Regions from separate parts of the Mus musculus genome. Here all the other regions are linked to region 1. The links are chromatin loops, found by intact Hi-C in ENCODE. Cell type or tissue: left cerebral cortex. All regions are shown on one strand. Links, peaks and the distances in the headings refer to the core of each region. The heading gives the core; the rest is flanking DNA.

Region 1 (7,433 bases), core at 1,085-6,084:
GCCTCAGCAGTTTGTCTGTCAGTCTCTCTTTCTCTTTCATTCAATAGAGACAGGGTTTCTATGTATAGCCCTAGCTTGGACTTGCTAGCTCTTGTAACTCGCTCTGTCGATCAGGCTGGCCTCAAACTCAGAGATCTGCCTGCCTCTGCCTCCCAAGCCCTGGATTAAAGGCGTGTGTTACCACCATCCTACAGCCTGGGAACTGTGGCGCTACCCATTCAGCTTTGTATTGAGTGACTGCTCTGTCTTGCAGTGCCTGTCTCACATCCTTTGGGAATGTTGCCCTCCCCCCCCCTTTCCATTGCCACACAGACTACCCCACTCACTGTCTCCCCATCTCCATAAGTATGTAATTTCAGAGACGGTTATTCATCTCCTGAAGGCCACAAGTGTCAGGATTCACAGTGACAACCTAAGGAGACAAATCTCCTACGGAATCTAGAGCGTTAGGAACCACCCTGACTCCAACCTAGCACGAACTGGTACTTATATATCTGACAGACATAACCTTCTTGTGTGATGGTGAATCTTCATGTCAACTTAACTGGCTTGTGAATCACCTAGGATACCAGGTTCTCAAAGGTGTTTCCAGATCTTAATTGAGGACCTCCCTGAATGTGGGAAGGAGCATCCATGGGCTGGCACCCTTGACTGAATGCAAAAGGGGATAAAGGAAAAGTGAGCTGAGCCTCACTCCACAACTCCGGGTTTCCTGGCTGCAGATGTCCTGTGACAGGCATCTCACGGTCCGGTTATTGCACCTTTCCTGTTAAGATGAACAGTATCTCCCGAAGCCATGAGTCAAAAACACACCTTTCCTTTCTTAGGTTCCTTTTGACCGGGTTTGGTTACAACAAGAAAAGTAGCTAAGACATCACTCAACAACCAGCCCTCACAGAAGCTTTTTCAACCAGTGTGGCTGCTTAAAGACTTCAAGGGATGGAAAAGCCAGACTCCCAAACGCCTTGCCCTCAGTTGAGTAGCACGGCAATTCTGACTGCACAGGATATAGGAACAATTTTTTTTTTAAGCATCTTTAGATATAACTTGCCCCTTTCTCTTATCTAGGACGAGAAAATTCCCCCCAGGCTCTTCAGTGCTTCCATGAGGGAATTTTCCCCCATTCTCCCAAACTGCTTAGCACCGCTGACCTACCTTCATTCACTGATCTGATATGTCATTCAGAATTTCCTGTTTAATGTCATTTTCTCCCCAGTCTATAGAGTAGAGGCCATTTTGGGGGTATTTCAGCTACAATTCCTTGCCTGGCACAGATCTTACCATGCAATGGGCTCCTTCCAAATGTTTGTTGAAATAAATGAATTAATCTAGGAAATGAATGTGGAGCTTTCCTATTTCCTTTGACCTTCAAATTTAATTAAAGGTCGCTTCAAAGTATTTATTATTTCTCTTATAAAAACCTTACTTAAAATAATGAAATGGATAAGCATATGTGTGACTTTTTCTTAGGAAGTGCTAGCCAGAACCAGGGCTCTTTAATTTAATCGAACTTTAATAAAAGTTCTTATTTATGCTCTCTTAGGTGCCAGGTCTTCCACGACGATATGACATTCTGCCAATTTGGTGGCCTATTTTTCTTTTATCTAAGATTTACATGTGAATTTTTTCTTTTTTAAGCAGGGAGACTTATTGCATGCCACAGTATATGACAAATTTAATTAAAAATAATATGATATTTCGAAGTAGAACAGAAATTAGTGGGCCAGAGTGGAGAGAGAGGAAAGGCTGGACACCAAGTGCTGTCAGACTGAATCAACTAAAAAAAACAAAACAAAACAAAACATCAGATTTGCAAGGAACACCATACAGCTCTAGAACCCAATATCCAGACTGTAGAGAAATGTCAAACATTTAAGAAAAGTGTCTACTAAGAAATGTTACTTTTCAAGGTGGGGATAAAAAGAAAAGAAGAGAAAAGAAATGTTTCCTTTCTCAGATTTGAAACAGGAAAAGCAACCACAAAAGAAACAGATTGAATTAACATCAGTTAACACTTGTGGGTAATGACCAGAACTGCTTGGTATTACAAATCTTAAAACCCCCCAAATCTGAAGCTTCCTGAGCGGTAACATGAAACCCAAATAGGGAGTTCCACGCTTGACCCCACACGATGGGTCACAGGCAAATGGCAGATGCATTCAAATATTGTGCAAACGTATTCTCCTGTAAAAGGTGTGCATGCAACCTGTCGCATGCTGAAATTTGGGTCCTGTCACCGAGGCATGTCATTATATCTATACACAAATATTTCAAAATGTAAAAGTCTCCATGGACCCTCTCGTTCTGGCTTTCTGCCACTGCCACTGACAAAACATTGGAGAAAAATGTCTTTGAAGAAGAAAAACTTGTTTTGGCTAATGGTGTCAGAGATTTTAATCCATGGTCACCTGACCACATTTCCTTGTGACTGGGCAGCGTAGTGCACCATGGTGGGGCTACAAGAAGGTGGTGAGGGGTGGGGTGGGTTGGGGTGGGGTGAGGGGTGGGTGGATAGGTGGGTCCTAGCAGATGTTCCAGGCACACACCTCCACAGGCCTAACTTCTTTCCATCCTCCCCTGCCCCAGAGTTTCGCTGTGTAGCCCAGGCTGTCCTAGAACTCACTCTGTTGACCAGGCTGGCCTCAAACTCAGAGCTCCAGCTGCCTCTGCCTCAGAGTGCTGGGATTAAAGGTGTGCACCACCACCAGTGAGCCTTTTTACCAAGTCTTAAAGTTTCCATCACCTCTTAAGAATGCCACAGCTGGAGACCAAGCCTCTAGCTTTCTGGAGGGCACCTAAGATGTGAATCAGAAGACCTCTGGTGCCAAGAAAAATAAGAGTGTCATAAAAGTGTCCCCATCCAGCATAATTGAAAAGTGTCAGCATCTACACAGTGATAAGCCACATCTCTGAGAAAAAGACCCAGTCCTAGTAAAGTTATGAACAGTTTACACACACATAAATTAAAAATAAATATGTACATGAAGAAATGTCTTTCCTGACCTCTGAGAGGGTGAGGTGCATGGGATGAGGGCAGAGAAGCGAGTGCTTTTAACCCCACCTTTCCTTGTAGTTACTAAACCTGCAATATGGGACCAGTGTATTTAACTGTGAAGAAATGGCTTCTCATTGGTTCCTGACAGTACAGTGCCTCATTTTCAGCAAAACTTCCCAAAATACCACAGAGGAAAAGAGGCGAGAGATGATTTTATGATCAATCTACACTCTGGTCCTTGCCTTCTAAGTTACAAATCCTCACCAGTGAGACCTACCTAGTAATAGTTTTTAAAAGGTTTTACTTTGGTCTCAATTTGTTTTCTCAAGTGCAGGAACTCTATTAAGCCACTAGGGGGCGCCCAAGCCATTCATTAGACTGAAGCACGGTGCTGGCGGATCAGGGTTTGTCAAGTTTTTGCAACATTAGTTTCTAACCAGAAGGTATTTGGGATTCCAAGTCCATCTGGACATGCAGATCTACCACCTGCTCAAGTCCGAGTTCCTTTACTACCCCACGGGCGTCGATGGACCCAGGTGACTCTTGCTAGGAGGAGGCAAGAGGGACCTCGGAATCCGAGGGCTGTTTCTGGTTTCATTTCTGGAGAAGTAGACCCAGTCTTTGCACCGCTGATCTCACAAACACCGGCCATTGTCTAAGCAAGAGATAACCAAGAGGAATGGGTGGGAATAATTTAGGGGGAATGCCAGTCCTTTCCAGGAGATGAATATCTTTGAAAGTTCCGGTAATTCTTAGCATTCAGACCACCCTGGAGTAGTGCAAATTCACAATGATTGCAGGAACTGTTTCTCACTTGTGTTTGCAAAGAACCAGTGAAGGATGCGGCTTTGCTCGGAATTCGTCTTTCCCTGTCTCTACCCGAACATTGGGCTGTCAGGGCTCTGGCTTGATTTATTGAATCAAACATGTCACCGTTGATTCGTTCATCCGCTCCTGCCCTTTGAGAAGGGGTGCTGGGAATGCGGATGAAGACTGCTGAGAAAAAAAGTCAGTTTCAACAGGCAGTGCTTTGCAAAGTAGGTCACCCTGGCTTTTCCACTGGGTGAAGAGGCTGGAATCCCATTAACCTCCATCAGACTTGCAGGGATGGGGATGGGGGGGGGGGGGAGAATGGGGGTGGTGGGGGGGCGGGGTTGTTAGTGCAAAACAAAACCTGGCTTCGTGCAGGCTTCCTAATTTGACTTCCTAATGAGATTTGGAAAGGAAAGGGGAATAGAGGGTTTGGGAAAATCAAAGGAAAATTCCTTTCCCTAAATGAGCCCATAGTGTGGGGTGGAAAGGTTTGGGCTGTTTGTGAACTGAGTGTTTGCCATCAATTAATTTTTTGTTTTTTCTTTCTTTCTTTCTTTCTTTCTTTCTTTCTTTCTTTCTTTCTCTCTCTCTCTCTCTCTCTCTCTCTCTCTCTCTCTCTCTCTCTCTCTCTTTCTTTCTTCCTTCCTTCCTTCCTTTTTTTTTATCTTTGTTTCCACTGGGTCTCAGAAAGTCTGAGGGGCAGGTAAAGTGTGGGAAGGTATTCCCCATATAATACTTCTTTCAAATTTCAACATGTCTTTCACCCGTTGGAAGTAACACACACACACACACACACACACACACACACACACACAGAGAGAGAGAGAGAGAGAGAGAGAGAGAGAGAGAAACAACCCCGTCACCAAAACCTAAAACACCTCCAAGCCACCAAAACACACACACACACACACACACACACACACACACACACACACACACACAAATCCAACTCGATTTTCTTCCCTTCTGCGTCACAACCAAGTCAGACTTTGTCTTCTACAGCAGGGTTAAGGTTTCCCCTGCTGCATGCAGGGTTCTCCCATCCCACAGCAGAAGGGCACAGTGGCTTAGTGTCTGTGACTCTATTGACTGACTTCATGCTGGGTAGGGCCTAGCTGGCTGTGTCCCTCAGTCTTCCCTGGGTTCCAGGGAGCTACTCTTTCCTTGGGCACCTTTGTGCTGTTCTCTTTTGGTTTCATTTGAAGCCAAGGCTTTACCATGAAGAGTGGGGGCTCTTGGGGGCTCTGTCCTAAGCCTTATTCTTAACCTCCACACCCCCCCACCCCCGCGCTGTCAAGTGACCCTGGTTTTGGGCAGTCTCTGATTTACCCTTGACTCAGTTATGCATCTGCAGAGACTCTGAACCCTGAAATTCAGAGCTAGGTCCTAACTGGGCACTTGGCCTTCACCTTTTAGGGCATCTTAACAACATGTCATAGGCAGAGCTGCTCTCATGGGCTTTCCCATTAACCTTCATCTAATGACCTCAGTCATGGCAGGGTTCCCAGTTCCATGACTGGGCCAGCTCCACACCTGAGAAGCATTTGACCATTCTGCCTCCCTCACTTCCCCCTCAGTCTGTCTCCACAGCTGTCAGCCTGACGGGCTACTGCTCACCTCTGCACCTGTCTGCTCCCCGCTCCTACCCACCCTCCCTTCAGAAGTGGCCCACACCTCTCTCCTGGCTCTGTGCAGCTGCCTGCCTGCACTTCCCACCTAATTCAGCGTTTCATATCGGAACCTTGACATGGCTATTGCCTTTTGATTTTCAAATGCTGTCTGATCACAGTCTTCTGCTGAAAACTCTTCAATAAGTGTTTTAAAATAAAAATGAAAACAAGCTTTTTCTTCTGTTGGTACAGAGGACTGGATGTCACAAGGCTATTGTCACACAACTATATAATGTCCCTTGACCATGTTTCTCCTACTCCAACCTCCTGACCACCCTACCACTCTTAAATTTTTCATGTTGCATAACTTGGCTCCACACAAGGGCTCATCTTTGATTTCTGCATCTAGTTACGCAGAAACTAGAAGCCTTTTAACGCTTTGAAAGTGCTATCCTCCTCTTCATCCTGACCTAGCCAGGACTTTCCCTTACATATAGGTTACGTTCGCTAAATATCTTTCCCCACTGAACTGCAGGCCCCCGGGAAGAGTTCCGTTCACCACAGTATCCCCATCCCCCTCGATGGAGCCATTCTTCGGATCTTAATAAGTATAGACTGAATCAATGAAGTGTTTAGGTTGTCATTGCTTGACGGATTCGGGGTAAAGCGGAGGTCGGATTTTGTTTCCTGTCATTGTGAGACAAGAGTCAATTTATTACTGATATTATGCTATTAATTTCAGGCTGATTAAAAGCTTGACTAGAAGAAAGAAGTGTGTTAGAAAGTGAGAAAATGAGTCTGAGGAATCTTGTTATGAAGGGAGGAGGTGGGTTAGGGCCCGTCATCTGGATATGTCCGATATTCCTGTTCTGCTCTCAAATGGACCAATGCCCTCAAATGCGGGCCCGTCACAGAGGGGGCACAACTTTATCAGGGTCACCATGAGAGGAGACAGAGAGAATTCCTCTCAGTACCCGCTGAGGTACCTGGGCTCTTGTGGATGTTGATTGGGAAAGACACCCCTCCCTTCCTGAATGCACATTTTGGGGATAGGAAGATGCTAAGAAGAGGGAACACAGCAGGTCTGGATTCCTAACAGATCACCTATAACAGCATAGTTGACGAATTGGATTATGGGAAACTATGGAATGCGCTGAAGCAGGTTAGGAAGGAAAGGTTGGTGCTCGCTTGACTAGCTGGGGGTGGGGGGGGGGGGAGCCAGGTAATGACCGGCTTTCGGAAGAGTGAGGAGACCGCGCAAGGCTTTGTGAGCCACTGCACCTCAGATGTTTTCCCGCACAAAGAGGAGTAGAGTTCCTTGTTTGTTGGTGATTTTTCTTTTTAAATAGTATCTTACTGTATAGCCCCACTTAACCTAGAACTTAGCTACGTAGACCAGGCTGGCTTCAAACTCAAAGAGATCCATCTGTTTCTGGCTCCCAAGTGCTGGGACTTAAGGCACGCACTACCCAACATGCACAGTTAAGAATAGGGTGAAGACAATGTGAGGAGTTCCATTTTGGAAACGAGGAGTTTAAGTTCAATAAGGGCCATCTATGGAAAGGTACTCCTCAAACTGATCTCTCTCTCTCTCTCTCTCTCTCTCTCCTCCCTCTATCCTATCAATCCTATCTATCTATCTATCTATCTATCTGTCTGTCTGTCTGTCTGTCTATCTATATGTCTAATCCATCCATCATCTAGTATCTATAATTGGTCATCTACCCACCCATCTGGGATTATGATAGTTTGAAACTGGCAGCATCCCCTTGGACCATCAAAGTCTTCAGGGCAGATAAACTCTTCAAGGGACATAGCTGACAGAGACAAGAGAGGGTCTGAGAACTGAGACCAGTACAGATGTGGTTTCCCATGAATCAGGATCGCTTAGAGTGAGCTCAAGAGAACATGCCATGGTTAATCAGTTGGGTCTTCTGTGGTGGATGGAGGAACTGGTGAAGCAGAGGCCAAACCTGTAGTCCCAAGAAGACAAGGTTTCCCACATGGGCAATACT
Region 2 (7,433 bases), core at 1,213-6,212, 640 kb after region 1:
TAAGGAGGGGCATAGTGTCCACACTTCAGTCTTCATTTTTCTTGAGTTTCATGCGTTTAGCAAATTGTATCTTATATCTTGGGTATCCTAGGTTTTGGGATAATATCCACTTATCAGTGAGTACATATTGTGTGAGTTCCTTTGTGAATGTGTTACCTCACTCAGGATGATGCCCTCCAGGTCCATCCATTTGGCTAGGAATTTCATAAATTCATTCTTTTTAATAGCTGAGTAGTACTCCATTGTGTAGATGTACCACATTTTCTGTATCCATTCCTCTGTTGAGGGGCATCTGGGTTCTTTCCAGCTTCTGGCTATTATAAATAAGGCTGCTATGAACATAGTGGAGCATGTGTCCTTCTTACCAGTTGGGCATCTTCTGGATATATGCCCAGGAGAGGTATTGCTGGATCCTCCGGTAGTACTATGTCCAATTTTCTGAGGAACCGCCAGACTGATTTCCAGAGTGGTTGTACAAGCCTGCAATCCCACCAACAATGGAGGAGTGTTCCTCTTTCTCCACATCCACGCCAGCATCTGCTGTCACCTGAATTTTTGATCTTAGCCATTCTGACTGGTGTGAGGTGGAATCTCAGGGTTGTTTTGATTTGCATTTCCCTGATGATTAAGGATGTTGAACATTTTTTCAGGTGCTTCTCTGCCATTCGGTATTCCTCAGGTGAGAATTCTTTGTTCAGTTCTGAGCCCCATTTTTTAATGGGGTTATTTGATTTTCTGAAGTCCACCTTCTTGAGTTCTTTATATATGTTGGATATCAGTCCCCTATCTGATTTAGGATAGGTAAAGATCCTTTCCCAATCTGTTGGTGGTCTTTTTGTCTTATTGACGGTGTCTTTTGCCTTGCAGAAACTTTGGAGTTTCATTAGGTCCCATTTGTCAATTCTCGATCTTACAGCACTTCCCTCTGGATTTTACACAGCTCGTGTTAATTACTAAATACAATCCAGATCTGTGTCTATCCTGAAGGGAAACTATGGTTTTATTATTTTTCTAGTTGATAATATTTTTGTGCAGGATAATATTCAGTTTTCTCCTAGACTAATAACCTTGTTGGGCTCATTTATTAGGTAAGATTGTTTATCTTGTGATAAAGCTTTTTATACTGTTGATCATGCAAAATAATGGCACATTTACCTCTTTTCTCCTTCTTATTACACATCTTTGTTTCTTATAGTTTTATCCAGTACCTGTAATATTTTAATTTTTAAATTATGAGGGATGCTACTGTTCTTTCTTAATATATGCTTGACCTTAAAAGCAGTGTGTCAATAATTTCTCCAGAAAATAAGACTCTTAATATACTGTCATATTCTCTTTCATAACTGGTCAGCAAAAGGCTCTTTGGAAATATAAAGCACTTGACTTTTAAAAATGCTTTCCTTATAAACACATATAGTCTTCACTTCCAGGATGTTAATTCCATGTACTTTGTCTGACTACAATTAAATGTCCATCACACAAATTAATTTTTTAATAACTTTATTTTATTTATTTTGTTTCTTTTAAGACAGGTTTTCTCTGTGTAGCTCTAGCTGTACTTGGAACTCACTCTATAGCTCAGGCTGGCCTTGAACTCTGCCTGACTCTGCTAGGATTATAGGTGGCATACCACCACCACAGAGCTTATATCTGCCTTATTACAGAATCCTTGAAAATAATATACATTTTATATTTCATTTTTTAAAAATTTAAGCCAGCAAAGAATGAAATCATGACTTTTGCAGGAAAGTAGATAGAACTGGAGATCGTGTTAAGCAAAATAAACTAGACTGCATCTCATATGCAGGATGTAGAAATATGTATTTGTAGGACATTAGAGGAGAAATGGATAATGAGAGGGCAAGAAGAGATCTATAGGAAAGGGGAATAAGAGAAAATAATGGCTAGGCAGGTGGTGACAGTGCACACCTTTATTCCCAGCACTGGAGGCAGAGGCAGAGAGGCAGAGAGGCAGAGAGGCAGAGAGGCAGGAGGCAGAGGCAGAAGCAGGTGGATCTCTGTGAGGCCAGCCTGTTCTACAGAGCAAGTTTCAAGAGCTATACAGAAAAGCAAGCCAAAGGCTATACAGAAAAACTCTTTCTCAAAGCACCAGGGGAGGAGGGGGAGATGTGGTGGGAGGAGAGGGGAATACATAGCTTTTCTTTATAAATAGTGAAGTTTATTGTATATTACAATCTTGTATAAAATATATGTGGCTTGTTTAAAAGACTTCATTTGTGTGTAAGGGTGTATATAAGACTAGAGTTAGAGTGATAAGCAGTTGTGAGCTGCCTGATGTGGGCGCTCGGGTCAGAACTCAGGTCCTCTGGAAGAGCAGCACGTGCTCTTAACTGCTAAATTATCTTTCCAGCCCCACTTTTTTTAAATAAAGAAAATATAAAATGAACATCCACTTTCCACCCTTGAGATTATATAATAGCATGCTGTCGGTATTTTAGAATTTCCATGTAGGATCTTTGACTTCTTTTTTTTTTTTTTTTTTACCATATTCTTAATGTTTATCATTACTCTCTTGTTTTTTTTTCCTAGTTAGCCATGTATCTGTGAATTTAAAAAACTACAACATCTAATTTTTTTTCAAATATCTGTCTTTGTAACTCACAGTCTGTATTTCCCATATTCCCTTCCTCACCACTCACCATTGCTAAGCCTCCATATTTTCCATTTTAAAGTTTTTGTTTGTCATTTTTTTTTTGCTTGTTAGTATCCAATATAACATAGCTATATATATGAGTTATTTTGAATAATAAGTTGCTCTAAGAATAAGTTTCAGGCTAGAATGGGGACCACACACTGGTAGATGTTCTCCATCAGCATAGTGACCCTGTCTGTATCTTAGCCCCCACCCCCCTCTCTATCCCCAGGAGGGAATCCTGCATTCTGCGAACTTAGCTTCAGCCTTCCTTCTTTGGAGAAGGCTGGATCCCTCTTGTACTAGAGGCTGCTTGGGTGGACCCTTGAAGGACAAATTCTGTTAGGCACTTGGAAGCCACCTTTTTCCACTTGTGGCATCCTTTTGCTTCTTGACTGACTGCTGTGTCTTGGGGCCACAAACATGCTAATTATGCTCTCTAAATACTGAATTACACTCCAGTTATGACCCATTATCTTGATCTCAGGATGCTTATGAAGCAAGGCATTAGGATTTCCAGAGTATGGTGGTAGATTAGAAGCTGCCTCTGTGTGAATCTCTGACTGTTAAGAAAAACAAGTCATGCCGGGCGTGGTGGCGCATGCCTTTAATCCCAGCACTTGGGAGGCAGAGGCAGGCAGATTTCTGAGTTCGAAGCCAGCTTGGTCTACAAAGTGAGTTCCAGGACAGCTGGGGCTATACAGAGAAACACTGTCTCGAAAAAAAAAAAAATCATGAGAGGAACTTCCAGAGTCATCCTACCAGTGTTTGGGTGGGAGAGGGCCACAAGAGACAGTCATGGAGAAGAGCATGGCAGATGAGGACATACTAAGAAATTTAGACAGAAGGGAATTTGGGCTGTGAAAGCACAATGTTTCTACTCTTTGAACCAAGGAGCAAACTTGGTAATATGAGGATAACAATAGAGAATTGTAAGCTTAAGTCTGTGGTCAGCAAACTGCTCATTGAAGGCTCTGAACCCAAGCACACTGGATCACTTGATTTCTGCAGCCTCCACCCACCCACGAGGTGTTTGACTGCTAGGCATAATCTGAAACTACTAAACTTGAGTGCTAGCTTCTCTCTCTGTTCTTCCCTCCAGAAAAGAGCTCAGATCTCTACTTCACCTGCTCTCTGAGACATGTAGGAGATAGCACTTGGCTTACACATAGACACCCCTTCATACACAAATCAATAATTCTCTGATGCAAGTGAAAACCTCTTCCACGGGTTGCAAAGCTCAGTGTGGTCAGCATTTGCTTCTGGGGCACATAAAAAGGGAAGTTTCTAAGATGAATGTAGTATCAAAGCAATCATGAGGCCAGCCCAGCACTCTGCTGGTACAGTGCCAGGTTTAGGAAACACAAGGGACTCCGCCTTGCAGATTCCAAGAGACCCACACAGAGGCTTCTCCAATTCATTGTTTTTTAGTTTCTTTTTCTCATCTTTTGACTTTTTGCTATATTTTATAAAATATTTATTTATTTATTTATTTTGTAATTTCACACATGAATTTAGGTCATTCTCATCCCTCTTCCTCCCCCTAACTATTCTGGGGACATGCCCCACCCTTTTCCAATGTCATGACCACCTCTTCCTCTTTTATTCCAGCAAGTTTAATTAGTGCTACTGGTATGCACATGGATAGAGGGTGCCATCTACTGGTGGATGGGTAAACGACTGTGGGCTATGCCACTGAAAAGGGACTCCCTTTTCTAGAAGCATCAAATGCCAACCACGCCTCATCTAGGGTTGGGGTGGAGTCTCATGAGTCTCCTCCCTCTTTACGCTGGCGCACTGACTGACTCACTCTTGTACCATTTTCTATGCTGGCAACCACGGGTTCTATGAATCCATGAGTGGAATAGTCATGTTCAGAAGACATTTTGCAACAATCTTCCCATGCCTCTGGCTTTTCCAACCTTTCTCCCTCCCTCTTCTGCAAGGTTCCCTGGCCTTTTGAAGTGTGAAGATGAGATACAAATGTCCTGTTCAGGGCCGAGCACAGCACAGTCAATTATTCTCTGCAGTTTGGCTTGTTGTAATTTCTATATAACCACCACTGCACAGAGGAGCTTCTCTGATGAGAGAGAGCTGCATTGTGGGTACAAGTATTTAGAGGGCAGTTTGACACTGTGTCCCTTTAATAAAATTGTGGGAGTAGGGCCTATGCCCTCTCTAACCACAAGTTCTTGGCCAGATTTAGTACACAAGAGTTCTTTCCTGTGTAGTGGGACTTAAATCCAATTAGGAAGTTTTTGGTTACCCTGTAACATTCATGTCATTATTGAACCAAAGGGCATGTCTTGTCAGGCCACAGATTATTGGAGCTTGGAGGAATCATGGCTGAATAAGACTGTTAACTTTTTTCTCTCCTAGGAACCTGCAAAACACATTCCAGCACTGTGGAAGCTAGCCAGCAAGGATGATGCTTCCAGATCTGTATCAATTTGGTTTTTCGAAGTTCTACGAGCAAACTATGTGGTGTCTTCAACAACAGGGTCTTACCATCAAGTCCCAGTGGGTAACCAAGAACAACGGCAATAACCTGTACTCTTTGGGTGGCTATTTTAAACCTGTAAAGAATTATTTTTTGTCCTTAATTTTAATCATGTTTTCTTTTCATTGTTAAAGTATGTTTTTTATCTTGTGCTCTTTCCTTTCCTTATGTTCCTTTTTGAAAAAAAAAAAAAAAGTTTTTCTAGCTGGGCTCGGTGAGACACACCTTCAGTCCAAGCACTTGAGAGGCAAAACCAGGCAGATTTCTGTGGTTTCAAGGCCAGTTTGGTCTACAGAGTGAGATGTTGTAGATGTATCTGCAATTGTGTTGTAATCTACCCATTGAGGATGGACAATAATATAGTCACTTATTCTCTGCAGTTTGGTTGTGGTTTTCTGTAATGATCTCCATCTGTCCAAAAGAGATGTTTCTTTGAGGAGAGATGAGATCCACACTTCTCTATGAGTATAAGAATAAATATTTAGAATGTACGGTAAAATTATGCCGACTTAATAAAATGGGAGTTATATGTTCTCCCCAAGACCCATGACCACACTTGCCCCAGATAGTTGGCTAGGTTTCCAGTACCAGGTGTGATTTCCCGCTTATTGGGCAGGCCTTTTAAAAAACTGCTTTATTTGATGTAAATAAAAATATACCTAACAGTTTCTTCAAAGGTCAAGGACCACTCTCTGTTGCAGGATATTCCATCACACTGTGAACTCTGAGATTGTTATTTTTTTAAAAAGGATTTATTTTATTTATAAGTACACTGTAGCTGTCTTCAGAGACACTAGAAGAGGGCATCAAACCCCTTTTATAGATGGTTTGTGAGCTACCATATGGTTGCTGGTAACTGAACTCAGAGCCAGTGCTCTTAACCACTGAGCCATCTCTCCAGCCTAAGATTGTTACCTATTGAAAAAAGTTGTTCCTAGTTGTGGTGTAGCTGAGCCCTTAGCACATACCTTTAATCCTAGACAATGAAGGTGAAGTTAGTTTATAAAAGGAAGTACCCATGTTTGAGAATGGCAGACAAAGTGATGAATCAGAGAAAAATTTGACAGAATAGGATATTGTTTTAGTCAGGGTTTTCTAGAGTCACAGAACTTATGGATAGTCTCTATATAAAAAAGGAATTTATTGATGACTTACAGTTTGCAGCCCAATTCTCAACAATGGTTCAGTAGTAGCTGTGAATGGAAGTCCAAGGATCTAGCAGTTACTCAGTCTCACACAGCAAGCAGGCAAAGGAGCAAGAGCAAGACTCCCTTCTTCCAATGTCCTTATATTGTCTCCAGCAGAAGGTGTAGCCCAGATTAAAGGTGTGTTCTACCACACCTTTAATCCTAGATGACCTTAAATTCACTCGGAGATTTAATCTTCTGGAATCCATAGCCACTATGGCTCAAGATCTCTATACCAAGATCCAGATCAGAAACTTCTATTTCTAAGCCTCCAGATAAGGGTCACTGGTGAGCCTTCCAATTCTGGATTGTAGTTCATTCCAAATATAGTCAAGTTGACAACCAGGAATGGCCACTACAGATATGTCCAATTCTCATGAGAAGAGAGGAAAAAGTGCTTACTTAAGAGAGCAATGCAGGCAGAGAAGAGAGAAAGGAAAAAGGCAGTTTGACCTGGACAGTTGTACTGAGACAGGTTACAAAGGGAACAAGATAGACATAAATGAAGACAGAACAAGCCAGAGAATGAGAAGGAGCCAGAAGATTAGAACAGATTGCCAAAGTTAATATGAAGCAAAGCAGAGTAACTCAAGAGGGTGGGAGAGGGAGAGGGAGAGGGAGAGGGAGAGGGAGAGAGGGAGAGAGGAAGAGAGGGAGAGAGGGAGAGAGGGAGAGAGGGAGAGGAAGAGAGGGAGAGAGGGAGAGAGGGAGAGGGAGAGGGAGAGGGAGAGGGAGAGGGAGAGGGAGAGGGAGAGGGAGAGGGAGAGGGAGAGAGAGAATTGAGGCCCGACTGAGTCAGCTTGAATAGGAGTTTGAGCCAGAATGGCTGAGTTGAACCAGCTAGAGACCAGAAAGAATAAGAAATGGTAAACTTAAAAAAAAAAGAAAAGAAAAAAAAAGAAAAGAAAGAAAGAAATGGTAAACTTATTCAGCACTAAGTTTCAGATACTGAAAGCATTCTAGACCTAGTTAAGATTGTATGGAGGCTAGAAACTTCCAGGACTAGGCCTAGGTTAGCAGACTGAGGCAGTAGACCTCAGAGACAATTACTACAGGAGAATGGAAGATATTTTACAACTCTCTGAACTGCTGA
Region 3 (7,433 bases), core at 804-5,803, 410 kb after region 1:
ATGTCACTGTATCCCAGTACCTAGAGATATACAACAGATATGCAGAAATACAAGCGAAACTGATTTTTACCCTGCCCTGCTCAAGAGGGCTCTGCTCTCCCTAGTCCTCCATTTTTATCCATAGGGATCAACAAGGGACTCCATCAGGAAGGAGGGCTTCACAGAAGAGGACTATGCACCTGGCAAGGAAGCATGTGGCCTTGCTTAGCAGTTCAAGAAGCACTCATCTTGGCCCCTCCCTGTACCCATGCAGACTTCTAGGATATGGCCTTGGGGCCAACCTATTTGGTGGCAGGTTAAGCAAACAGACTTGAGCAAAGTGTTTTGCCCTGGGATGAGTGGGTGTCGATGTCTCTTAAAATTATGATGAATTACACATAACATAAAATTTATTAACTGTTGTTGAGCCAGCAGCTCGATGGCCTCAAATGTAAGCATGCTGTTGTGCAAATGTGGCTACCAGCTACCAGAGTGGGCCTCAAATTGAAATTCAACTCACACTCCCCACTCGCAGCCACACCTGGTAATCACCATTTAGTATTCTGCCTATGCACTTGACCACTTTAGATGGAAATGAGAGCTGTCCTCTCATGATGGGCTTATTTGACTTAGGGCAATGACCTCAAGGTTTGCCCTTGCTGCATCATGCATCAGAATGTCTTTCCTGTCTATGAATGGTAGGTCTATAGCAGGTACCGAAAAACTGCATTCTATCATCCACTCGTCCATCAACGAAGCCTTGTGTTGTTTCCATCTTTGGGGCTATTGTGAATAGTGCTTTGAGCACTATTTGGGAGAGCTTGCTTTCAATTTGGGAGGGAGGGGCTTAAGTCAAGTGTGTGTGATGTAACAAACCCCCTGGTAAATGTAACTTAAGGAAAGAAGGCTTATCTTGGCTCATGGATTAAGAAGGAATATGGCCCACCATGATGGGAATTATGGCAGCAGGAGCATTTCTCACACTTTGGTCCTTCCACTTCCATCTCAGGGACCTCTAAGCCTCCATCTCCATCCTGTTCTGGAAACAGGCAGAACCCTTCACCCCAGGGCTCAAATTGCTAAGGGAAGATGGCTAACACAAGGTTCCCAAAATAAGAAGCCAAGAGATGCATCTCTGTAAAAGCAGCCCCTGTTTTCTCACATGAAGAATGGTAACAATGACTTCTGGCCTCCATAAAAAGCACAAGGGAAAGAGAATGCAAGGCACTGCTAATCTGCACTCCTCCCTCCATAGCTAAGTTCGTACCATAATTCACTGTAATGAGACTCTAACCGATCTTAGATTTTTAAAATTGCTTGTCTTTTCCCCATTAGGAGCATCCAAAGATCTAGAATCTGCTTCCAAACCATTGGTGACTAGGTTCACATTCATTAACCAGATCTCAGTGTCCAGTGAATTCAGTTTCTAGTTTACCAATGCAGAACAGAGCAGGCAAGCAGAACAGAAAATCCACTAGCTCGAGAAAGAAACTTAGACTATGGGGGGGAAAACATACTTCTTAGCAAACACCATAAAGTAATGATGAGAAGCAAGGAGCGCTCATGCAAAGCATGCTTTGTGGAGTTCTGTTACAAATGCTGACGCTACTTTTATACCACTATAAGAATCAAAGCCCAGTAGTAATTCCTCCTGGAACAATTACACACTGTCTTTGGGTTTTTAGGAGACAATTAAGTCAGAGAAGCAGATGATGCTGTCCCCAGGCCTCTCAGAGGGCAAATGATATAAACAAATCTTGCAACATGAAAGAAAAGCCATATCCCTGGAGTCTGTGTCAAAGGGATTTTTCCACTGAACAAGACCCTCCACTGAGGTATGGGCAGGAAAGTTTGAAGCCGTTTGGGATGTGTTCAAATCAGAAATAACCTAATATTTAATGATTTGCAATGCTTGGGTTGAAAATAGAATCCGTAATAATTTGCAAATAAATACTCACTTATAGGGGCAAGCACAGGCTCTTCCAGCAACTAAAGCAATGCCCACTTGAGGCCACTGTCTTAGACACAGCCTTTGAAAATATTGTTGCCATTTCTCTAATCTGCCCACACTTGAAAGTGATTCATAAAACTCCCTAAATGTCAGGCTAAGTAACGTGACCTTTATCCCAGGGGCTGTGGAAGCCCTTGAGAAGGTTTTGAACAGAAATGAGAAGGTAGACTCTAGAAACATGGCTGATGAGAGGTTGACAGTCTAGAGATTGACACTGTGGGCTCGGAAGCCAGCTGGATCTTGTTTTAGCTGTAATCATTATTTCTTGTTTGACCTTGAGCAAATTATCTCAACTCCATAAGCCTCTGCTTCCACACCTGTGAAGCACGGTAATAAGAGTAACAGCCTCCCGATGTCATAAAGATGGAACAGGTAACCCATTCAGAGAACACCCGCACATGGCGAGTCAAAATGGCTGGTAGGATTAGGAATTCCACTCACTTGGGCCTGCTTCTCTGTGTAAGATCTGGCTGGCCATCACACTCAAAAAGAAAGAAAGAAAGAAAGAAAGAAAGAAAGAAAGAAAGAAAGAAAGAAAGAAAGAAAGAAAGAAAGAAAGAAAGGTCTTCAAACAGCAGCAGAAGCCACCTTAAAAGCCAGATTTGAAGATGCAGAGATGGATTCCTTGGCTTTGAAATCTCTTCCTCTACTACTGATGTGGGCATGGTGCATAATGGCTCAAAGACTCTTGAGAGCATGTGAGAACACGTCTAGGGGGTGTAAACCACTATGAGTGGTATTTGCTGTCAAGATTTAAATCTAGGTCTACTCCTCTCTGGTGTGCCAAGCTCTCTCTGTTCTAATACAGGTCCAAACATAAGCTAGAGTCTCCTCTAATGCCTTTCCCTTAATTTCAAGATACTAAGACTTTGTGCTTTGATGTAACAACAGTTGGGGCTGTACATGCTCCTCAACTGGATTTTTAAATCTAAAAAAAAAAAAAAAAAAAAAAAAAAAAGGCAGGTGGTGTTGCATTCTTAGTCACTCAACCTCTAGCTGGTTTTCAAATCGCCTTTTTCCCGGACTTGCAAGATCCAAGTTATGTTCTCAGCTGAAGGAGCACCTGCAGGTGTAGAATTTGTAGCAAGAGAGAGAGAGAGAGAGAGAGAGAGAGAGAGAGAGAGAGAGAGAGAGAGAGACTTTGCCAAAGTGTGTTCACGAGCACCATCTTCTGGCCAAAGTTCGGAACAAAAAGGAAAATGCACAAATAAGCAGGTGCCTAAATGGTCTTGTGCCTTTAATCAGCCGCTTAACTACTTAACCATGAAAACGAGCTTCCTGGGGCTAATGAGAGTTGCCCAATTTGCAGAAACAGGGTGTTTATTTTTGTAGCACAATTTTCCAGCTGCCTGCATCCTGCATGCTTTACGGTGTTAGCATCTGCTTATGCAGCATTGTTCATGGATATGGCTTTGCCTGAAGGCTCCTTCTGGAGACTAGGGGACAGAGCACGTGCTGGGTCTCTAGGGTTGAAAATTGTATTCAGAAACCCAAGCAGGCATCCAGTCTTGACCCAATAGGATCTGTAAGTCGGTTACAAGTTCTTTATATTTCCAACTAGTCAAGAATAGGGTAAGAAAGTAGGCTGAGTTCTGGAGATACTTTGAAATAGCAAGAAAAACCTACATGACCTGTAGCCAAACAGATGTGGTCAGCACATCCGTAGCTAGCTATTATTCAGATATTTTCTCATTTTTCCCCCTTCTTTTAAAAAAAAAAAAAAAGAAGGAAAAACAAAAAACAAAAAAACAAAACCAGGTGCTCTTGCAGCAATGAGTTGTATGTGTTCCTAAGGGGAGGGAAAGAAACACACTCTCTGCAAAATCGCAAACTAAAAATAATTAAGACTTATGGGAAAAATAGGACGGCGGCAGACAACCCCAAATAGATAACCTCCGTGAAAGATGCCAGTGGTTTAAGAAGAATGTCCAGTTCCTAATACACAACACAGCCTGGAGAAAATAGAGGACTCTGCCTTTAAGACAGGAAGAAAGGACAGCTTGATGGATGTCAATGTAAGAGAAACTACGACCTTCTGAGTTACCTGGAGAAGGAAACACGCACCCCCTACCCTACACCACCCCCACCACCCCCACCACCCCCACCCCACCCCCACCACCCCCACCACCCCCCCACCCCGGGCACAGGATCAGTGAGACCTGACTGACAAGTACTCCTAACATGGACTGGAGACTTCCCTGAGGCAAAAGGCCTGGAGTTGCTGGGAGCTGCAGGAAATGCTGTCTCTCTCCCTCCGTGCTGTATCCAGCTGGGTTCCTGCACTTTGCCTGCATCTTCCAAGGCCTGCCAGTGCAAAATGTTGGCAGGCCGGGAGCCTCGCAGATGAACCGCATTTCACTGGCGTTGTTCCATTTATCAAGCACATTTGAGCTAATTTATGTTAAAATCACACACAAACACGCAAGTGTGACAGCAAAACAGACTGAGCGTGGGCTGCTTCCCCAGTACACATCGACATTACCACCACCATTCCCCCTGCTGGCAGGATCAGGTCCAGTCAGCCCTGCTTTATCATGAGAGTCACAGATGTCCGTATCTCCCAGCAGGGCCTTGGGAACCCTATCCTGGCTCCTTGGCTTTGAGCCTTCTTCATGTCTAAAGTGCAGTACTATGGTAAGCAATTGAGGCATTTATGTATTCACAAGGTTATTTCAGCTACCCTTGAGAAAATCTGTCTAGAAACGACAACACTTTTGCTAATTAAAGTGCCCAGATGTAAATGGGGCTTCAAGCTTCAAGTTGGGGACACAGATTTGGTCCCTCGGTATGTGTGTTTCTCAACTACCTCCATTCTCCCCAGTTCTTTGCTTCTCTTGGTGGCTCCTTCCCCACCCCACCCCCCCATCATCATTTCCCACTGATGGTGCCTAGACCCTCCAGTTCCAAAACCCTCACAGGCAGCAATCCTGAAAGGGAATGACCTTCTCTTTCCTAATGATTTTAGCTAAAAAAAATAATAAAAGCAAAATCATGATTCTCTCGTTTAGATGCTTATAGGCATGCTCGGTGACTTTGAATTCTAAAGTGATCCAAGGATGAAGTCTCTGGACAAGCCAGAGTGAGCTGGCCCTTGGTCCCACCCAAGCCATGTGTTCAAAGACAAGGAGGTATCTCTCTTCAAAGCAAAGCAGAAAGAGATACCCATCCTCCAGGGTGCTCTGAATCAGACACCCATCCAAGAGTGTTTCTCATGAACATGACCCCTGCAAGAGACAGTTTACCTTGGACTTAAAAGAAAAGGAAAAGACAGTCCAAACATGGCCTCAATTCACTACTTATTAGCTTATAAGCAGATGTGCTATGCTGGCAAGAAAGATAGACAATTACAGACTTGGCTGACTTCACTTATATCTTCCCAAATGGTAGGCAATTGTAAACTTCAAAATCTCTCTCTCTTCTTGCTCAAGGACAGCCAAACACTTGTGTCCCAGAGAGCTAAATGGCCTTTGCCTTATGGGAGAAATATCATGCTTTTGTTCTAAAGGTAGTCACATTGAACCTCCAGATTTGATTGAACCAAAGTAGAAACCATTGCAAAAGTTGCCTTTAAGAGAAAACTCCTGGTCCAGAAGAGAATCTCAGGGACCTCATGACCCAGAGGGAACACATCTGACTCTAGAAGTCACACTCTTTGAGATGTGAATCAGGAGTCACTGAATTCGTGGGCTTCCTTTGTGTAACTCCCCCGGGATGGGCAGGATGAACATTCTTTTGGAGTTTCTCCTATTATAAATGATAGAACATACAGTCGAAAGTCTTTAAAGAGATAGAAGTGAAGTGAATTGAGTGATTTATTGGCTTATCTAAAAAGTCTAAAATTCAGGTATGGCTCGATCCAAGTGGTTTAAATGATGGATGTTTAAAAATGAAAATTTTCTATATTATGTTTCCTCTCTGGCATTATCATCAGACTTCATGTGTTCATATGTGGTAGGATTGGATTTCCATCACTAGGCTGAAGTACCTGAGAAGGTATTTTAAAAGAGGGTAAGGATTTATTTTGGCTCACAGACTCAAGGGTGTCAATCCTAGGTGGGTCAGCTCTAAAGCAGAACCTAATGTCAGGAGCTACGTGGTAGTACAGGCTGATTGACCACTTTCTGAAGCAAATAGAAAAAAAGGGGAGGCTTGAGGTCCAATAACCCTTTCAAGGACACACCCCTAATTTTCTTTGACTAGGCCCACCTCCAAGAGCAGTACCTTATAACACAGTACTCCAAGAGCAGTACCTTATAACTGTAGACCAAGTCTTCCACATATGAGCTTTTGAGCAACACTTCAGATCTAAACCCAAATCACCATGTGGTGGCCCCAGCAGCTGTCTCAAGCAACCAACAAACAAAAACTATATTGGCCTCTCTGTAGAATAAATGTTGATTAGTGTGCCAATCACCAAATTCATGAGATATAGTATTCTAATCAGCCAGTCACATGCTTCTTTCATGAAACTGGACTGGAAGGCAAGTATTGAGGTAAGGTAGGGACAGACATGAAGCACAAAAAACTATTAGATGTTCCAAACAGAATAAGGATACTGGAATCCAGGAGCCAGAAATGGACTCAAGAGTCTTCACAAAAACTTTTGTGCTCAAAGGCATTTGCTGTTTGTTGCAATGCCAATCAAACCCAGGGCTTCAAGCATGTGAGGCAAACCTCTACCACTGAGCAGCACTGCCAGCCCTTCGGGCTTCTTATAACATACATGGAGTCCACTGCCCTTGACTGGAATTCACTGACCATTGTGCTAGCTTCCCATCACTGCAACAAAAATAGCTAAGAAAATCAGCTCTGAAAGGAAAGAGGAGGGAGCTGGAGAGATGACCCAGTAGTTAAGAGCGCTGGCTACTCTTCCAGAGAACCCAGATTCAATTCCTAGCATTTATGTGGCAGCTCAAAAACAACTGAAACTCTAGTTCCAGGGCATCTACCACTCCCGTCTGGTGTCCTCAGGCACTGAATACACATGGTCTGAATGTATACATACAGACAAAACACCCACACACACATAAAATAAAAGTAAAAAATATTTTTAAAGGAAAGATTATTTTTTGGCTCACTGTCTCTGAGGTTTCACCCATGGTCAATTGACTTTGTTGCTTCTAGGCCTGAGGTGGGACAGAGCATGACAGGTACCACATGACAGAGCAAAGCTGACCACCTCATAGCGATCAGGAAACAGGAAGAAAAAACAGGAGAGGAAGAAAGGGGAGGAGAGAGGAGAGAGGCGGGAGCAGAGAAAGGGAAGGAGGGAGGAGAGATGCAGGGGAAAATATATCCTTCAAGGAATATCCTAATAACCTTCTCCAACTAGGCCCCACCTTCTAAAGTTTCCAAATCATCTAAAGGTCCATTAAATTAAGAATCCATTACCATTCTCACATACTGAGGAGGCCAGAGTTCCTACAAGCCAATCACATTCCAA
Region 4 (7,433 bases), core at 805-5,804, 120 kb after region 1:
TTTTAAAATAAAATAATAATTTCAAAATCAAGTTAAGATGTTGCTATAATACCTTAAATAAATGTAGCTTAAATTCAATGAAGAAAAAATAAGCCATGCAAATTGTGTTGAAAGAGAAGTTTAATAGTAGATTTCTAACAAGAAACCCAAGAATCCCTGGAAATTGAGACGATGTATCACTGACTGCCTGGAACTTGCTATGTATCATAGGTTGGCCTCTAACCTGAGGTCCTCCCGCCTCTGCCTCACGAGTGCTGGAGATACAGGGACATACCACCATACCAGCCCATAACAGGTTTCTTGAACGTCTGTCACGTGTTTATAAAATCCTTCCATGTGCAAATATAAACTAATGCCAAACTCCCTTTCTCCATGGAATCATTCCCCAAAATTGGCTGTGAGTTAATGTCAAAGACACTTTTACTCTGCAGCCTTTCTACTGTATAGTGGGCTTGAGAAAGCAGCTTTAATCTTTCTTCAGGATTAATCTTGAATTTTGTAAGCTTTAAATTACATGGCTATCCTCAGGAAAGCAGCAGCAGCTGTGCTAAACAGTAAGTCGCAGGAAGGGCACAAAAGGCTGTAAAGAGGCTTTGAGAATGGGAATAGCCCAGTGTGGGATGTCACGGAAGGTGCCTCAAAGCAGCGATGGCTTAGGCTGAAATAAAGGCCAAGTGAAACCTAGTTAGACACACAAAAGAAGTTGTCCCAGGGCTTAGCTAAAAGCTTCTGTTGTTCTTTTGTGTGCGTAGTGTATGTCTGTGTGTGTGAGGTGCCTGTGTGTAAGTGCGTGTGTGAGCATGAGTGTGTGTGCGTCACAGGATCTAGCTCTCAGCTACTACCCCAGTGCCATGCTTACTGTCACGCTCCCACCATGATATTTGTGGTCTAAGCTGTAAGCAAGCCCTCAGTTAGATGCTTCCTTTCATAAGAGCTGCCATGGTCATGGTGTCTCTTCACAGCAATAGAACAGTGATTAATACATCCACTAGGCCACCTCCCTAGACACTGGGTTGGCTTTCTTCTATCACCCCGGCTGTGCTTTTCGCATAACTGGTGGTCGCACAGTCTCCACTGAAGAATGACTTTTGTAGGCAAGGGAGACTGGGTGAAACTGACCTTAAGCAGTAGAAATCACAGAACATATAAATCTCAAACTCTGTTTATGTCGCATTGTTCCAAACAAGCAGGTCAGGGGCTACCAGCTTCGGTTAGCAGATGATTGGTTCCATGTGTTTGTCTGGGTTGTTGTGCAAGTGTATTTGTTATTAAATTCCTTTCTGACTGAGGACTGTGTCACTCTTTCTTCATTTCTGGTTAGGTTTTTATTATAGGACCTCTTAAACAATATCTTTTAATTTCACTTTACTTATTTTTGAAACTGAATCTCATATATCCCAGGTTGGTCTTGAACTCAAGATGTATCTGAGGATGACCTTAAACTTCTGATCCTCTCGCCTCCAACCCACATGTTAGCACTACAGATATGTGCTACCACACTCAGACTGGGGATAAAACCTTGGGCTTTGTGTATGCCAAGCAGTGCTGTACTAGTTGAGCTACATACACAGCCCCGCCTTTCCATTTTAAGCTCCTTAAGCTAAGAATGATAAAATGTATCTGAAACCCAGCTCTCTCTCCATTTGTGACATAGAGGAAGTAGAGGCTTTAGACAAAGTTATTCCTCAATGATAGAAGGACTTATCTGAGAAAGCAGCAGGAGAGCAGAGCCAACCCACTGGAAGGTTGAGAATTTGGGTGGGATAACGATAAGGCTGGAAAAACACAATAGTTACAAGATTCAGGCATCATGAGCTGTGGTTTTGGCACTGAGCTAAAAGAAACATGCATACACTCTACATGATGATACTTTTTTGATTTTTTTGAGACAGGGTTTCTCTGTGTAGCTCTGGCTACCCTGGAGCTCACTCTGTAGACCAACCAGGCTGGCCTCAAACTCAGAAATCTGCCTCCCTCTGCCTCCCAGTTGCTGAGATTAAAGGCGTGGGCCACCACTGCCCAGCTACATAACAATACCTGATAAGCTCACAGCACATGCCAAGGCTGGGAAAGGACTGGAAAATATCAGCCCACCCCACCTACTATAACACAGGGATGCACATGTAACTTTGTATACAGGAAACTGGACACAGAAGTTGAGCAGTATCTTTTTCTGGTGCTGGTTCACTTTGAACTCAGGTTACTCTTAAGACATTTCCATATGGTGTTGCGGGCATGCGTTGCTTCGTAGATGAGTAAAATGAGGCAGGAATGGGATAAGTTAATCTTCATAAAGCCTTCTAAGGAAGTCATCAGGTTAAAATGCCAAGATGGCTTCCAGGTTAGTCTAGACCATATAATACATTGTGTCTTTCAGCAGAGGACTGATGGACTCCTGGACACCCCTGTGCTATTGCTGGTGAAAGAAACAGATTACAGCCTATCCCTTCTGAAATCCTCTCTTTGAGCCCTCACATTGCTGTGACATTTGGTGTTGCGATTAAGAATTCTAGCAGAAGTCTGCTTACTGCCATCTCCTTACTCTCACTTCTTTCTCTCTCTCTCTCTCTCTCTCTCTCTCTCTCTCTCTCTCTCTCTCTCTGTGTGTGTGTGTGTGTGTGTGTGTGTGTGTGTGTGTGTGTGTGTGTTTTAAGCCTCTGCATTCAAAGCTTGTTTCCCTTCATCCCTGCTGAGGAGCTTGCCTTCAGATTACAGATCAACACTGTCAAGGCACGCAGAATTAGTCTAGGATCCCTGAACACAAGACATGGTTACCAAAAAATGTAGTCAGCAGACCAAGGATAGAACCAGAGACCAGAGAAGCAGAGTCAAAAGAATCCATGTGTGCTGGAGACAGGGCAGTCAGACAGATGGACAGACAGCTCTCTTCAAAGGTTGCTTAGGGACCCAATAAACCCCCAAAGACTGTGCCCTGAATCCCAATGTGGGTGGGCGGATAAAGGCACATTATTCCCTCCTTTGGGTTTTCCCAGGGTGTATACAACAAAGCAGATGCAATTTGCATTCAATGACTGAAAGCCGCTCACATCTGTAAACAGTAACTGTTCCAGGCAGCAAAACCCTCCAGAAACCTCTTATCCCTGTTTCGAGGAGCCAGATGTAAAGAGAAAGCCTTCTGCATCCCATTGTTCTTTCCACTTGAGCTGCAAGGACCCGGAGTCGCTCCATGTGGGGGCGAAATGTGGTGCGTTTTGCTCAGTTTAGAGGCAAGCTTATAATGTTCGAGTTTAATTAAACTCTTGCTGGCTGTTCTAAAGTTTCGCTTCCTCCCAAGCCTTTCTTCATGCATTCCCTGCAGGAAGCACTTGCTTTTCCAGTCCAATGAGGGTCATTAGGACCACATGAATATGTACAGACGCAGGAAGGTTCCAAGATGCTCGGGGCATTTGGCTCATAACTTTTAATTTAATCAATCAGCTCAGTAGTATAATAAAGGGATTTCAACAACCCCATTCCTGGACCACAGACCAGGGCTCCAGTGCAGGGCTATCTGTGTTGAGATTTCCTGTTATCTTTCGTCCCTGTCTATGGTCTTCCATTGTGAATTTAACTGAGGCTAGGGGTAAGCTGCAAGCATTTCTTTGTACTTCTGCTTTGCTTCCAACCCCAAAGCAGTAGAGTTCTTGCAGACTGAGAGGGATGTTTGCCAGGGCTGGAGTGCCTGGCACCAACCTTTGCAGAAACCCCATTTGCGCTTATAAATATCTGGCCTTTCTTGGAATAAACAATTCTTGAGGGTGTATTTCTCAACACATTGTTTGGAAAACTTGAGTTCATAAATGCTATTAGCTTCAGCAGAGTTTTGTGTGCAAATTCCTGGGTAACCATACGAAAGGCTATCACTAATGGAACTTGAGTACCCCATCCCCAAGTTCATAAGGCTTTTTTTTTTTTTTTGGTGTTTAGAATAGTTTCATGCAGAAGGAAAGACTAAATCAGCCTTTGCCCACCCCCTTCTTTTCTTTTTAAACACAAGGTTTCACTATGCAGCCCTGGCTGGCCTGGAACTCACTATATAGACCAGGTTGGCCTGGTACTGGGATTAAAGGCATGCGCCACCACACCCACCTAAGTCTTTTTTATTAATACCTACATTTCTTGAAATCACATCTTAGAGATTAGCAAACAAGCTTGAAGAAAATAGAGAAAACTGTTGGGTTGGGGCTAGCCTTGAGTCAACCCCATACTTTCCCCCATTAGGGAGATTGGTAGTGTTAGACTTATATGCCCGTGGACTTGTGACTGGCAATGAGCTCTATGTCTCCCCTACCCACACTCATATCACTGAGAACAGGTTTAAGCTACAGGAATGAGCTACAGTGATCCCGAGTTCTGGAAACTGCCAGGCAGCAGGAATGAATAGCAAGAGAGTATCAACAAGTTAACTTACTCCTTCCAGTGGTAATGGGGCTCATCCTTGAGAGACAAAATTACTTCACACAAGACAGAATTTTGGATGGTTAGTCCCAGATAGGTACATCTTAAGAAAGGATGTACTAAATAAATAAATAAATAAATAAATAAATAAAGTCCATGTTTGAGCTTCTAGGAAGAGGATGCAGGAAGGAAAGAGGCTGCAGCCTTACCAAATCCAAGACCCAATCAAACGCCAATAAAATAGCTGGAAGCAGAGGTTTAGAAGTAATCCTCAGATGTGGTTTAAATGAGAGCCTCCCATGGGCTCAGGTGCTTGAACACTTGGTCCGCAGTTGGTGGTGCTGTTTGGGTAAGTTTAGGAAGTGTGGCCTTGTTGGAGGAAATGTGTCATCAAGAGTGGGCATTGGGGTTTCAAAGCCACATGTCATTCCCAGTTCATGTTCTCTGCTTCCTTCTTATAGTTCAAGATGGAGCCCCCAGCTTCTGCTCCAGCTGTCATGCCTGCTGCTTGCTGTCACGCTTCCCTGTGCTGTCACGCTTCCCTGCCATGGTAACTCTTAGTTTCTGGAACTGTAAGGTCAAATAAACCCACCCTTTTATAAGTTGTCTGTCATGGTATTTTATCTTTCGTCTCCTTTTCTGTTCCTTCATTCTGAATTTACCTGTGGCTAGGGATAAACTGCAAGTGTTTCTTTGTGCTTCCAACCCCAAAGCAGAAGAGAACCTGCAAACTGAGAGGGATGCTTGCCAGGGCTGTGTGAGAGAAAAGCAGCTAAGACACCGTATCATCAAGAAGAGGTGAAGGAAGAGTGAGTGGCCAAGAACAAGGAACGACCAGGAGCTTTTGGCAGTGTGAGAGGAAGAAGGCACACGGAGAACCCGTACAGAGGAGGGTAGGTGTAGGAGGGAAAAATCAATAAACCGCAGAATGAAACAACAATCAAAACAGCTTTAGGAAAACTTACAGTGGTATAAGAAATGTATAAGAAAGATATTATGCCCACTTCTGAAGAGATCCTTATGGGAGGAAGGGGCAGTGGGTAGCAAGCTGTAAGCAAGGGTAAGGTCAGATACATGATTGAGTGCCATCAGAAACTGAGCAGAGAGAAAATGAAATAGCCAAACTGTGCAGAGTATGAAGAAATGAGAGGACAGAAATGGAGGATGGAGTGTTCTGGGAGAAGCAGATTCTTAAAGCAAGAGAAAGCACCCACTAAGCACACTGTTCACACAGAACAAATGCATTGCATCTACTTGTGGAATTAATGGGGTAAGAGCAAAGGACAAAAGACAGAGAAATAAAAATAAAAGACCAACTAGAAGAAAAATATCCATGTTAATAAAATAGATGGAGGTATGAGCTGAACCTTCAGATTCAATTAACATAGCTCAGATAAAAACAAATCATGAAACACTTCGGCTGCAAATGAAAAACACACATCGAACAAGGAGCAAAGCTGCAGACTCCTTGTAGGAATCTGGTCATGAGTGAATGAAGAACAGGTTTCTTCACTGAGATGGAAAAACCACATACAAAGCATGCAGTAAATGCTGTAATGGACACCCAAGGCTAATTCTTTTTCTAGTTCCAACTCCGTCAGGGATTTCTGTTGTTGTTAGAGGGTACGTGCGTAAAAATAGATGTAATGGTGAAAACGTAAAATCCAGTGTGAAGCTTTGCAGCTTCAGAATGGCTCTACTAACTGTACAGAAGTTCATGGAGACATATAGACTCTGAGCCTGGTTAATTTTGCAGTGTGATGTTATTTTTATTTGCAAGTTCTTTATAATAAAGTTTTAATAAAAAAAGGATTTGGGTTTTTAATCCAGTTATTTTCCAAGTGAAAATATTTTTACAAATGTTCAGATGTGAGAAATAAAATCACTCACTAATGAACAAGCACTGGCTTACTATTTTCCTCTGAAAATAGGAGTTCTTAAAAGAGGAAAGATAATGTTCTAAAAGACTGCAAGAAATCCTGAATTAATAAGTATTTATTGATGACATACATAAATAATTAAAACTAATAACAGAACTATTGTTTGGAAACGGACTTTCCAGCTAAGAACTGTCAGGATAAAAGCAGAGTGAAATAAACAAACTAAGCACCAAATGAAATCAGTGTAAATTGGAAATGGGAAGAGCTATGAAAATTAACCTTAAAACTTTCCCATAAAGTGAAGCAAAGACACTGCTCTAATGAGCAGAGGGTATATAGAAAAAACAGAAAGGAAATCCTTGCTCTTTTTATTTTTTATGATTTATTTTTTCTATTATATACTTATTTTATTTCCTGCATGCATGAATGTTATGTGAACCAGGTGCATGCAGTACCTGTGAAAGCCAGAAGAGGGCATCAGATTCCCTGGCACTAAGTTTTGGATGGTTGTAATTACCATGTTGGAGGCTGGGAACTAAGCACACATCCTCTTTGAGAGCAGCAAGTGCTCTTAACTGCTGAGCCATTTCTCCAGTCCTCTACTTAGTATTAATTAATTAATTAATTAATTGATTGATTAATTAATATTTGCAGAGCTAAGGGTTGAACCCAGTGTCTTGCGCCAAGGCTACATTCCACAGCCCATTTCTTATAAATCAACAGTTAATTGAAGAGGGAAGAAAATGAGTGCCAATGAAAATTAAACATATGCAAAACCCAAGCCAGTCAAATAGTATCATATGGAGTAATACCAAAGAAAGTCTAAACTAATCATCTGGGACTTGCCGAGCAGAACCTGGGGGAGACTGGGTTATTGTAAATGCAAAGAATTTGGGAGACAAAACAAAACAGAACCGAACAGAAGACAACTGCTTCCAATAGGGCAAACTCAATAATTTCCTAGGAGATCTTAAAACCTTCAAAAGTCTGAAATTACTATAAAGTTAATCAAGATATGTCAGAGGAAAGAGAAACCAAGCAAGAGTGTAGGCGAGATCCACTTTAAGGCACATGTTATTAAAACAAGATAATCTGTTAGTCAAGCAAAGGCTAGAGCTAATGAGAACACTGTGATATTTCATCTACAGGGCCTAC

Evidence for each region. Peaks named below come from ENCODE experiments on the same cell type or tissue, not always from the same donor. Only the 100,000 strongest peaks of a DNase experiment are listed, where the experiment ranks them.
Region 2: it touches region 1 in a loop (8-fold over the local background); 24 of 42 quality-filtered maps call a loop at or near these places.
Region 3: it touches region 1 in a loop (7-fold over the local background); 23 of 42 quality-filtered maps call a loop at or near these places.
Region 4: it touches region 1 in a loop (2.1-fold over the local background); 2 of 42 quality-filtered maps call a loop at or near these places.

The regions. Positions count from the first base shown.
Region 1 is chr7:114,016,924-114,024,356 of GRCm38, reverse strand. All of the region lies in intron 7 of Spon1 (spondin 1, (f-spondin) extracellular matrix protein), which reads right to left. Among named protein-coding and RNA genes, the nearest start is that of Gm51454, 16 kb to the left of the region's middle. In left cerebral cortex, for the core only: a CTCF peak has its summit at 3,344 (motif pointing right); DNase peaks (open chromatin) are centred at 3,401 and 3,870; H3K4me3 peaks cover 704 bases; H3K27ac peaks cover 571 bases.
Region 2 is chr7:113,374,999-113,382,431 of GRCm38, reverse strand. No RefSeq gene overlaps it. Among named protein-coding and RNA genes, the nearest start is that of Btbd10, 9.4 kb to the right of the region's middle. In left cerebral cortex, for the core only: a CTCF peak has its summit at 4,311 (motif pointing left); DNase peaks (open chromatin) are centred at 3,938 and 4,362.
Region 3 is chr7:113,605,075-113,612,507 of GRCm38, reverse strand. No RefSeq gene overlaps it. Among named protein-coding and RNA genes, the nearest start is that of Far1os, 44 kb to the right of the region's middle. In left cerebral cortex, for the core only: CTCF peaks have their summits at 3,176 (motif pointing left), 4,305 and 4,505 (motif pointing left); DNase peaks (open chromatin) are centred at 3,220 and 4,401.
Region 4 is chr7:113,897,907-113,905,339 of GRCm38, reverse strand. The region is part of intron 5 of Spon1 (spondin 1, (f-spondin) extracellular matrix protein); the gene reads right to left. Among named protein-coding and RNA genes, the nearest start is that of Gm51454, 130 kb to the left of the region's middle. In left cerebral cortex, for the core only: no CTCF peak of the experiment used is centred there; a DNase peak (open chromatin) is centred at 3,254.